Linked DNA regions of Homo sapiens: region 2 is linked to region 1. The links are chromatin loops, found by intact Hi-C in ENCODE. Cell type or tissue: PC-3. All regions are shown on one strand. Each heading gives the region's core, and the rest is flanking DNA. Links, peaks and the distances in the headings are about the cores only.

Region 1 (5,984 bases), core at 306-5,305:
AGCTTTTATGCTTAAGAATTGAGGATGCCAGTTGGATATAGACTATCAACTTTTACAAAAGAGATTAGGGAAGAAAAGCTTATTTTAATGTATTCTTTATACTCTACAAAGTACTTTCATAGGTCATGTCTCACTTAATCCTTATAAAAATCCTCTGAGTCCTTTCTACATTTTACCAATGAAGAAGTTACAGTGATGTGTCCTAGGGTTGCCATCTGAGAAGCAATTGAGTTAGGACACATCCTCACTTCTGCACTGCTGTCTGTCTTTACCAATCACAAAGGCACAAAGTCTGGCTGCATCCTTTCATACATACATGATGAAACATACATGATTATTTCATATGAGTGCCAAACCCAATCCTAGCCATCCCTTCCAACTCACAGCCCCACAGTGAATGCCCCCTTCTTAAACTACTTTGTGTCATGGATTTCATATGTACGTGTCTATTTTCTCCAATTAGATGGTAAGTCCTCACAGACAGTTTTACATTCCTTCCACTCTCCCCAAAACCTTAGAACAACACTTTATAAATACCAGGAACACAGTGAGCATGCGCTCAACATTAAAAGACTATTAAATAAGAACTTTGCCTTCTTGGAGATCTATACATACCAAATAGAGTGAGATAAATTTTAGTTTCCTATTGCTGTAACAAGTGACCACAAAATTACTGGCTTAAAACAACACAAATTTATTCTACAGTTCTGGAGGTCAGAGTCTGAAAGGGTTTCATGGGACTAAAATCAAGACATTGGCAGGATTACATTCCTTATGGAGGCTCTAGGGAATAATACCTTTCTTTTCCTTTTCTAGCTTCTAGAGGCTGCCCACATCCTCTGCTTTGTAGCCTCCTTCCTCCATCTTCAAAGCCAGCAACAGAGGGTGAGACTTGACATTGCATCACTCTGACCTTCTCTTCTGCCTTTTTCTTTTGCTTTTAATGACCCTGTGATTACATTGGGCCTACCTGGATAATCCACGATAAATTCAGCTGATTAGCAATCTTTTTTTTTTTTTTTTTTTGAGATGGGGTCTCGCTCTGTCTCCAAGGCTGGAGTGCAGTGGCGCAATCTCAGCTCACTGCAACCTCTGCCTTGAGCAATCTTAATTACATCTGCAACCTTCACTCCTCTTTACTATGTAACATAACAGATCTCCAGGTGTCTTCGTCCACTTGCATTGCTAGAAAGGAATGCCTGAGACTAGGTCATTTATAAAGAAAAGAGGTTCATTTGGCTCACAGTTCTGTGGGCTGTACAAGAAGCATAGTGTCAACATCTGCTTCTGGCAGGACCTTAGGAAGCTTACAATTACGCAGAATAGGAAGGAGGAGTTGGCATATCACATGGCAAGAGCGGGAGCAAGAGAAAGGGGGAGGTGCCTGGCTCTTTTTAACAATCAGCCATTGTGTGAACTAATAGAGCAAGAACTCACTGATTACCTCGGGGAGGGCAGCACGCCATTCATGAGGTATCCTTCCCCACGACACAAATGCATCCCACTAGGCCCACCTCCAACATTGGGGGTCACATTTCAACATGAGAATTGAAGGGAACAAATATCCAAATTATATGAACAGGTTTCAGGGATTAGTAAGAGGACACCTTGGGGGGAGGGGCTTATTTTGTCTTCCACAGTGAAACAGAGAGTAAAAGTGAAAAAAGGGACACAGAAATTTGTAAAATTCACATTAACATTATTCACCAAAAGCACCTGCCACCACTACCTACTATTTGAGCACTATGAGAGATCTGAGTCTGTGTTCAGGGCCTTATATAGCTTTTGGGTATATAATCCACACATCAATCTAGTAGCATTAGTATTAGCCCCATTTTCAGATTAGCAGAGGCAAAGAGAAATTATGTAACTTGCTTACGATTCATAGAAGTGCTAAGTAACAGATCCAGGACGGTGCAGTCCTCTTCATACTGCCTGGCCCCGCCTCCTGGAGCCCATCTGAACTCCACTCTGCTGGCTGCCATGGTGTTGCATTTTCATAGGTCCTCTTTTCTGTAACTCTCAGTCCAGATCCTGCTTAACTAGATAAAGAGAGTTAGGGTAAAATGAGACCTGGCAAAACCCTCCAGCAGGTAATTCTTAGGGGATTTGTTTTTCCTCTTATTCTTGTTGTTCAAGGAGACAGATGATAATTAAAATGTCAGAGCCCTTCATGCTTCCCTGATCAAGATAACTACTTTGCCACAGGTGATAGAAAGAAAAGGAGGAAAATGTGTGCTCTCGGGGGTGGGGGGTAGGTAATGATTCTGATAAGGGGCAAAGCTGGGGAAACTGAGCCCCCTCAGCTCAAGAGAGAGCTCATTGCAGCTCCAGCTGCACCAGGGCGAATGCTCACCCACAGGCTCTTCAGGGAGCTTCCCACCTCATCCCTCCTCCCCAAACCTCCATCCCTACCAGCTCTCTGGGAACCTATTCCCAGAGGATCCATCCAACAGCTTGCTAATTCTATCCAATCTCTCCAATTCAGTTAATTCCCAGTTTCAGTAACAGAAGCAGCAGCTGTCACGATCAGCAGCTGTGTTCTTTGTCTCTATAGTTCTACCTCTCCCCCCTTCCCTCACCAAGTTAACAGAGTGGATCGCACACAACTTTCTAGGGGAGAAAGACAATAAACGTCCTCGATAGATTGAGAGAAGAAAGGAGGAATGAATTTGTATGAGCATGAAAGTGTCAGGTGGACTGGAGACAATGGAGAAAATTCTTCCCCAATCTCCAAGTCCCAATTTAACATTAAACAACCTCCTCAACAGCCATGTGCTCTCTAGAAGTTAATTCTTCTCAGACTCATGATGGCAGAGAACTAGTTTTTTAAATTCCAATCTGTTGTGGACTTAGTTTACAGTTCTACTCTGGATGACTAGTGTGTAAACTCACACCACATATGACTCACCCTCAAGTGCAACAATACCTGGATTGGCCTACCCCTTGCTCCAGAGCCACATGCGTGGATGTCAGGGGAATGTCAAGTTACTGGAAAAGTTTTACACATTTTTATTTTTGTATTTATCTCAATTGACTAAGTAGCACTGTCCCAGAGGCTCATTGAGAAAGTGTGATTAGCACAAAGATTTAAGGTATGTGAACCTTGTGAATTTTTGGAGGAAAAGTATTTTAGGCAGAGGAAACAGCTAGAACAAGGGCAAGAGCCAGGGTGGCTGGATCTCAGGGAGTGAGGGGATAATTAAAGATAAAATCTCACCCGTAAGAGAGGGCAGTAAGTCATGTTGGGCCCTGTAAGACTGTTAAAGATTTTGCCGTTTTTTCCCTCTGAGTAAAATGGGGTGCATTGTAGGGTTTTGAGCAGAGTGGCAGGATCTAGTTACAGCATTAGGGGGCCAAGGATAGAGGCAGGGAGACCCATCAGCTGCTGCAGTCATTTGGGCAAGAGATAAGAGAGGTTCAGGCCAGGATATCAATGCTGGAGGATGTACAAGAGGTCCCAAACCGGGTCTATTTTGAAGATAGAGGATGGATAGGGTTTAAGAGAAAGAGAGCAGTCAGGGATAGTGCCATGGTTTTGGCCTGAGCAACAAAAAGGGTGGAGTTGTCAGTGCTGAGCTGGGGAATGCAGCACGTGAGGGAATATGAGGAGTTTAATTTTTGACACAGTGAGATTGAAATATCCAATAGACCTCCAAACAGAGATGATAGATGCAGAGCGGCAGTTGGATATACAAGTCTGGAGTGTGGGAGAGACGTCTGGGCTGGAAATATAAATGAGACTGTTGTCAGTATTTAAAGCCATAGGATTCAGTGAGATCACCAAGGGAGTAAATTTAGAGAAGAGGGCACGCTAAAATGAAGAGATCAGGGAGAAAAGGAAGAACCAGCGAGGGGAAGGTAGGATGGAAACCAAGGAAGTGTGGTGCCCTGATAGCCAAGAGAAGAATGTGTGTGAAGCAGGGATTCAGGTGAATTCCCTAGCTTCACTTTCTGCATCAGCTAAATGGGAATATTAATTCTTCATGTGAGGTTGCTGTGAGGATTATAAATGAGTTAACCCATTTAATAAATACATACTAAGTGTAGTGATTGTACTAGGTACTTGAATTTGAGTAGCATACAATTCTCTACCTTAAATAGGAGGTTACAAATTTGCAAAACATCTAAGCCCAGTGCCTGACCCCAGAAGGGGCTCAATAGATACTTTTTTGCTAGAATAAATAATTGCCTCTGTGTGGCCTGTATAGATCCACACTCTCCTCTGCTTCTTGAGACCAATTAAAATATTTAGTGCTCATTAGTTGGAATGGATAAGCAAGGGAATCTTTCCTTTCCCCACCACTCCAACCATTTCATGCTAATGCTCTGTTGCTCCATAGAATGTGTGGATTTCTTCCTTGGTTAGGGAATATGAAGGGTCCACTTGGGAACTTAGTAACGAGGCTTACCTGGTCTAATCTGAGAGCCTTCAGGGCCTGAGGCCACCCTGGGGAAGCCAGCAGCCCAATCACACCACATACACAACTGTCCCAACTCTCCCAGCGTTGAGGTGAAATAAGGCAAAGAGCAGTTTCCAGAAGGGGAAAGAAATCAAGGAAGGGCAGCCTCAAGTGTGCAGCCTGGAGGCCAGGCCCACTGCTTTCCCTGTGGCCCATGGACAGGATTTAGTGTTCATTGCATGTGTGCTCCCAGAGTGTGCACATGGGTTTATGTAAGTAGGTAAGACTTACTGTTTTATTTTCCCACAAGCCAACCAGACACCTCCTTCACCTGGTTCACTTTGAGTCTTCCAGCAGCCCAGGGCTTGGAACAGTGCCGCCTCCTCCTCCCTTCCCCACTTTTTCTCCAATCCTCCTGTCTACAGGCTAGGTCTGACACCAGAGCTACAGAGCCGGGTAACCAAGGTAACCAAAAGCCCTGGAGTCCAGGGGGCCTCCCTAAGGACCGCCCAAATGCCACAGGCTCCATGCAGTCAGGTGGAGCAGCTCTCCCTGCTGTGTCCTCTCTCCCCCGACATTGCCCCGCCCATCTGGGCTGCTGCTGAGGGAGGCTCCTCGGGGCCTGCTGTTTTCTTCATGACTATGGGTGACACGGCACAGGTGGTCCAGTTTCTCTCACAGTGCCTTTGCTTTGATCTACAAAAATCTGCTGAGTTTCTTTTGGGCCTTGTCATGTTAACAAAAACAAATGTAATAATATGCACTTGAAAAGGCTCGCATGTCTTGATATTTTAATAAGCTTTTGATTCTACAGGGACCTCTGAGGCTTTAAAAGTTTAAAGTTAATAAAGAGAGTAAAAGAAAAAAATATGAATTGTTTTTAATTATTATTATGCAGGATTAACCAAGCCAGTTGTGTATAATTAGACAGTAGCTACCTTGCAACGTAGAGGCAGTAAATAGGCCCACAGGGGGGCTGCCAGAAGGCTGAGGTGTTTACAAGGCACTGGAGATGTTTTCACCAAGCACATAATCCCTGTTGCAGTTACTATTGCTTTTATAATGGATGTGTTCATTACAACCAGAGACTAATATGTGTATCCATCATCTTTCTAGCACAGATGACTCCAAAGTGGGGGATGGCAGTGAAGATTGTACGATATACTTTGGTGGTAAAATCATTAAGAGAGCCCATTTGTATGCAGCTTTTTTTGTGTGTGGTTTTATTTTTGTTGCCATTGCTGGGAGGAATTTTAAGAAGTTAAATAAACAATTGCCAAAGGAGTGATGATTAAGATATTGCTAAGAAAGTTTTGTTTCTTTTAATACCTCCAGCAGTGAAAGCAATGAGCCAGGAGTTCCAGGGCTTTGTTATGAACCAGCGTGTGATCTTAGGGAATTCATTCACTAATTCAACATTTATTGAGTGCTACCATATGCCAGGCATTGTCCTAGGTGCTGGGGATAAAATGATGTGCAAGGAGCACTGGGCCCTTCTTCCCATATGTTCTCAAACCAGGACATTCCTCATGATCACCTGGGAAGCTTTTCAAAATGCTCTCACTGAGACCCCAGCCAGGC
Region 2 (5,984 bases), core at 385-5,384, 160 kb after region 1:
TTCCCTGATTTTACACCTTGTAAATTTATTTTAATCATTTTAAAACCAGAGTATTACAGGCATAAAAATTAAACAATAATAAAAAGCCTGTTGAAAACTTTGGGGTATTTGCCCTATCCCTTCCCCTCCTCCTCTCCAGACACTACTTTCAACTCTTGCAAGCCATTGCGTTGGCTCTTCATCTCCATATTTTTAAATCAGAAATGGCTCAAAGGGATAAGCCCTGACTATCTGTATTTTGGAGTTACTCAGGGGAAGGGGCTGGGATATTACATTTAGTACCAGACTCTCACCCCTGTTTTCAGACTGATCTCACCCTCTTGAGACCCTGCAGTCTCCAAGCCCTGAGGCTCTCTAATTCAATCTTCCAAGAGCATCATTTCCTGCCAGGATGGAAGTGGTGAGGTCATTTGTCCAGTGACAGAGAATGTTTCGAGGAAGGAGAGATCAGGAGATCCAGTTGTAACTTACACATACTTTTCAAGCAATCCCTGTTTCCACTACCCACACCTTCACTACCTGGCTCCCAATTTCTCAGACCTTTCTGGGAGGTAAACTGGGTAGCTGCTCTTTGGTACTTTCAACCTGGAAGCATTTTTGTTCGACCTCACTTCTCTCACTAAATCCTTATCATTCCTTTACAAAATTTGTGTGGTAAAATGTATATAACAAAATTGGCCATGTTAACTGTTTTTAAGTGCACAATTCAGTGGCATCAATTACACTTACCTTATTGTACAACTATCACCACATCTAGTTCCCAAATTCCCCATCATTATGAACATTTTTTTATTCTTCCATCTGCTTTCCTGTTTTGCAGGTTGTGTTTTAGGAGTACGGTGATCTACTTTAATAATAATTGAAATGTGTGTTTCTTTTTTCCTTGTTTTGGGTAATTTTTCAAGAGAAGAATGCAGAAGTATCTTTATTCTGTCATCATAAAACCAAAGTACCATCTTCTCTTTTAAAGATGGGACAACTCTTGCCTGGAATGATTAAGTAACTTGATCTGGCTATCAATGTGAATCAGTGGCATGACAAGATTAAAACCCAATTTGCTTAATTATCTACCCAAGGTACCTTCCATCAACTACACTATTCATATCATTATTGGAGTCCTTGTGAGTTAGGATTTCAATTTTTTTTTCTTTTTTTGTACATCGTTTTAAATTGTGTATACCAAGGAGATTGAGAATGATGTTTCTGTAAATATTATTATAACACTAACTGTTGGACAGTTGCTCAGTAGGAAACTAGATCTACCTAATTCTTGTGGTGACAGTAAGTAGGAAATCGAAGATCAGAATCAAATCTCTAGAACTGCTTAGATGTGCAGGCATGGAAGAACTTGACCAATGTTGACAGCTAAGTTTATATACCCTTCTCCGAGAGCTGGCAGTCTATATTTTAGGACCCGTTTAAAACAACATTTTCACTCATAGGTGGGAACTGAACAATGAGAACACTTGGATACAGGAAGGGGAACATCACACACCAGGTCCTGTCATGAGGTGGGGGGAGGGGGGAGGGATAGCATTAGGAGATATACCTAATGTAAACAACAAGTTAATGGGTGCAGCACACCAACACGGTGCATGTATACATATGTAACAAACCTGCACATTATGCACATGTACCCTAGAACTTAAAGTATAATAAAAAAAAAAGAATAGGAAAAAAACAACATTTTCAATATTTTACCTAGTATGCATCCCAAATTAGATGTAAATTACAGCTTAAATATTTAATGATGTAATAGCAAAAAGGGTAAAAAAAATTTCTGTAATTGGATGCAGCTTTTTATGTTACAAATACTAACTTCCTATATTCCATGTATCATGTGGTCACCTACTTTAAGGTGGGACAAATAATTTTATCTAATGTTAGTTATTATCTGCTTCAATGATAAACTGGCTTTAACAGGGTGGTATTGAAAATAGCACATTATTTTTTCAGCTTAAAAAAGCTATTCCAGTTATACTAAGGTATAACGGACAAAACTGTACATATTTAAAGGTATAAATATGATGTTTTGATTATGTGTTAAGTTTTAAAACTAGACTTGATGTGAGTGTCACTGGCAGAAAGGAGGAGGAATAGAGTAACAAGGGCAACAGCATCAAAGAAACAGAAAACAATGCTCTCAGGTGGGTATCCTTGGAGTCCCTATTTTCAGATGAAGAGCTCTTTTTTTCAGAAAAGTTATGTAACTTGTCTAATATGACACAGCTATAAGTGATAGAGCTAGGATTTGAACACAGATCCAGTGCTCTCAACAACTAAGCTGTGTGTGCAGATTAAAGAGTTCCTGAAAATTCAAAAAAAGAAGTTTACTTATGTATATAAAGTAAACCGAGATGTAAGCATAAAATATTCTAGTACACTGATCATGGTGAGGGCAGGGCAATTTCTTCTCATTTGTAAAAGGCAATTTAGTCTCTTCTTTTAGAGTAGACACATCTGTTACTCTTGCTAAACCATTCATAAATATGGAAAACATGGGATGAGAAACACTAAACTATGCCCATGAAAATGTAGTTGAAAATTTTGTTCTTACTTTTAAGTGAATGTGATGAATCATTACAAAAACCTAATGAATCATAACAAAATTATTTTAATATAAAACTTAGTTTACATGCCAACAATTAGGTGAATAATCCAAAAATAAATAAAAATTGCCTCTGAATAAGCACTGAGAAGGAATGCCATATCAAATGCACTCTGTACTTTCTTTATAGGAAAGCCTTATGAACCTTGCTTGGAGTCTAGTGGCTCTTATTTTAGAAACAATTCTGATAAGCTAGTTTTTTTCCTTGTAGTATAAAGCACATCAAAGTAAGTAAACAGAAAGGATATACTGCTAAAAGTAGGAATACAAGAACACTAAAACATCAAAAATGGCCATGATGACCCCCCAAAAAAACCCAAGAAAGAAAGAACTCCCCAAAATTACCCAAGCATAACTTGGAGGTTGTCAAACCACAGCCTGCAGGCCAAATTCAACCTACTGCCTGTTTGATGACAAAGTTTTACTGGAAATCAGCCATGTTCATCACTTATATATTGTTTATGGCTGCCTTCCCAGTGCAATGACACAGTGGAGTGGCAGCAGCAGAGACTAGGTGGCCCGGAAAACTTAAAACATTTACTATCTGACCTTTTGCAGAAAAGGCTGTCAACACCGTGGTCTAGGTCATTGAAAGCATGGATAAATAGCTTTCCATACCGCATGGGGTACTGTGGACATGGCACATTTGACTCACACAGAAATTGTTCGTTTATGATTAGTACACTTTAGTATACACTCTTTAACAAATCTCTGAAAAATGCAATGCATTTTAGAAAAGTTTCCAGAAAAAATGACTCATTATTGTTTAATGGATACAGCCTAAACATTTCAATTAACCAGAAACCCATTTATATAGAACACCCAAATAAAGATATCTTTCTTCATATTTCAAAAAAAAACTATTTAGAAGTTGAAATCCCAAAATTATTCACTGGCAGAAGCAGGTGAACAAAGTTAAGTCAATTCAGATGCCCTTGTTAAAATATTTTTTCCCCTTAAGGTCAAAGTTTGTGTTCTTCTAATTTCCTTCAGGTGATCCACAGTCTCAGGACTGTAGAAGCCTCATGTTGCCTAAACTGAGCACACTGGAAACACTGATATTAGACAAGGGAATTGGCATTTTTCAAGAACTACGGCTGCAATTTAAACTACTGCTTGATCTTCCCCTAAAGCATACTAGAGAACCTAATTTCCATAAAACTTTCTAACCCAATTTGAACAGTATAATGTGGACAGTGGGGAATACATGGGTTTGATCAATTATGAATTTATATGATATGTTAGTAAGCTATTCAGGCATCATCTTACAATTCAGTATTTTGAACACTAATGCCATGCTACATAATTTTAAAATGATGCATTTCAGAAAAACCTCACTAGGGCATATTTGCATATTTAGAAATCTAATTAACCCAAGCATATCTTAAGGCTTTCAAAAGAGAACATACAATAACATTTTTGTCAGCTGAATGTTTGCTTCAGGCTATGTAAGGATTGTATCATCTGGTGTGTGTTAACCCTTCAGCTCCCCATTTTTTATGTAATGGCTGTTTAATTTGGGAGTTGGGCAGATAGAACTTTCCACTCCCTTTCTGGGCTGGAGACTCTAGGGCTCAGCATGAACAAGAGGACCTGTGATGGTTCTCTTTGTTACCAAACGCAAGTTCAAAACTCTCTTCTCTCCTGCCTTAGGTAATATAACTGAGAGCTGCACTACTTGCAGAAACACTTGAATTAGATGAAAAAAAATGACCACCACATTGCATATACAGCAAAACATCCCCTTATATATTTTCTGTGGGAAAAATATTTCAGAAAAAGGACAGGTGCCCACTGAGGGACACTACCCAACCCCACAGCTGCTACCGCTTCTGCCCTTAACTTTAATTTCGTCTAGTGCGGTTTTCTTCTATCCCTTAGGCCAGAATCTATGATCAAAGCCAAAAATAAGAGCAGAAAGAAAAGGCCTGTTCTTTAGACCTATCAACTCTACTAGAAGGCAAAACTTTGCTCCTGCATGCATGGCTCTCTCTGCGTGCCTGGTAGTAGAGGCTGATCATGGCCAAAGTCCCACTTTCCTGTGATTTTTCCTTTGAAACGTTGGCCATTTATCTTGCCAGAGTGGAAAAAGACCTGCTGCCCTTGTTACCACACCTCCCCAAGGATTGCTGTAGGTATGGAGGCTCTGACGGCAAGAAAAACTACCTGTGCTCCCACGGCCTTCACCTGTTTTGCCAAGTTCCCTGCAGGTGCTCCCCGTGTTAGAAAAGCCCAGAGAAAAATGTTGCTCTGGAAGAAATGGAAGTTGCTTATGTGAGCGTCAGTTAAGTAGAAAATTGGATTTATGTAAAATTATGATATGCCCGACAGAATCTAGACACAGTATGCTAGAAATTTCAGAAGTGAGGTAAAAAATTATAAACTTAATTTGCAACAATGTACAGTCAGTTCTTCTATAAAACATGTTTTGAAGTCACAAATTTATTCCAAAAGGATTGATATATGAGGGAACAATTTGAGCATAATGCAAATTACATTTGCTTACCGTTTCTTTCTGGAAAACACCAGTTCAACATGGAAAACTTCACCAGGCAGAACTGGGCTGGGGAGATGAAATTCACAAAGCACACACAAGCACACATCTTAAACTTCTACCAGCTATCTCATTCTGTGTTACGTATGAGCACACCCCTCCACATCTGCTGGTACATTTTTACATGGGATTTCAAATAGTTCTACTTCCAGCATGTCACCATAACCTTCTGATGCCAACTTCCACACGTAAACTTAAGGTCTTTTTCAAGGCGCACTGCCACATTGATTGTAGTATATATGTAGTTCTGTGGTATTAGCATGTATTTCTTAACCACTTAATACGTGTAAAACTATGCTATTTTTTATGAGGTCCCCATCCTTTAAAAATTGTATGTGTTCCTGATAAAGTTCTTGAGTGTTCGCCCCTGATTCTCTTTTCTCATAAGCTACAATTTGGTGCGTGGTGTGATGATTTTGTCACTTTATAACAGAACTGACCGTAAATTAGGTTTCATTGTTTTATTAAAGAGCAAACAAAGGGCAGAGGACAGAATCACTAACATTTTAGTTGATAAAGTGAAACAAACGTTTTCATGTCTACTGCTAGTATATAGCCTGTTAGGTAGGAACAAAAAGTTCACATGATTATTGGCATTTTAGAGCATACTGGGCTCACTTCCCACCCCACTCCAATTCAGCTCACATGCCATCTCCCCCAGCAAACCTTAACTCCTCACCCCAATTCTGTATTAGATGCCTCCACTGTATCCCATGTGTTTCTAAGCTCCTGCTCATACCTTTGGCAAAGGCCTCACCACATTGCACTGCAATTCTGTGTACTTATTATACTCATTCACTAGATTGTGAGCTCTTTAGAGCC

The links. A loop is a pair of places that touch in the nucleus more often than their neighbours do. Peaks named below come from ENCODE experiments on the same cell type or tissue, not always from the same donor. Only the 100,000 strongest peaks of a DNase experiment are listed, where the experiment ranks them.
Region 2: it touches region 1 in a loop (6-fold over the local background); 1 of 110 quality-filtered maps calls a loop at or near these places.

The regions. Positions count from the first base shown.
Region 1 is chr5:107,804,009-107,809,992 of GRCh38, forward strand. No RefSeq gene overlaps it. Among named protein-coding and RNA genes, the nearest start is that of EFNA5, 140 kb to the left of the region's middle. RefSeq lists enhancers at 4,524-5,045, 5,046-5,568, 5,569-5,984. In PC-3, for the core only: no CTCF peak of the experiment used is centred there; a DNase peak (open chromatin) is centred at 2,903.
Region 2 is chr5:107,966,024-107,972,007 of GRCh38, forward strand. The region is part of intron 7 of FBXL17 (F-box and leucine rich repeat protein 17); the gene reads right to left. Among named protein-coding and RNA genes, the nearest start is that of EFNA5, 300 kb to the left of the region's middle. RefSeq lists an enhancer at 1-1,252. In PC-3, for the core only: no CTCF peak of the experiment used is centred there; DNase peaks (open chromatin) are centred at 2,658 and 3,158; H3K4me3 peaks cover 1,039 bases; H3K27ac peaks cover 2,296 bases.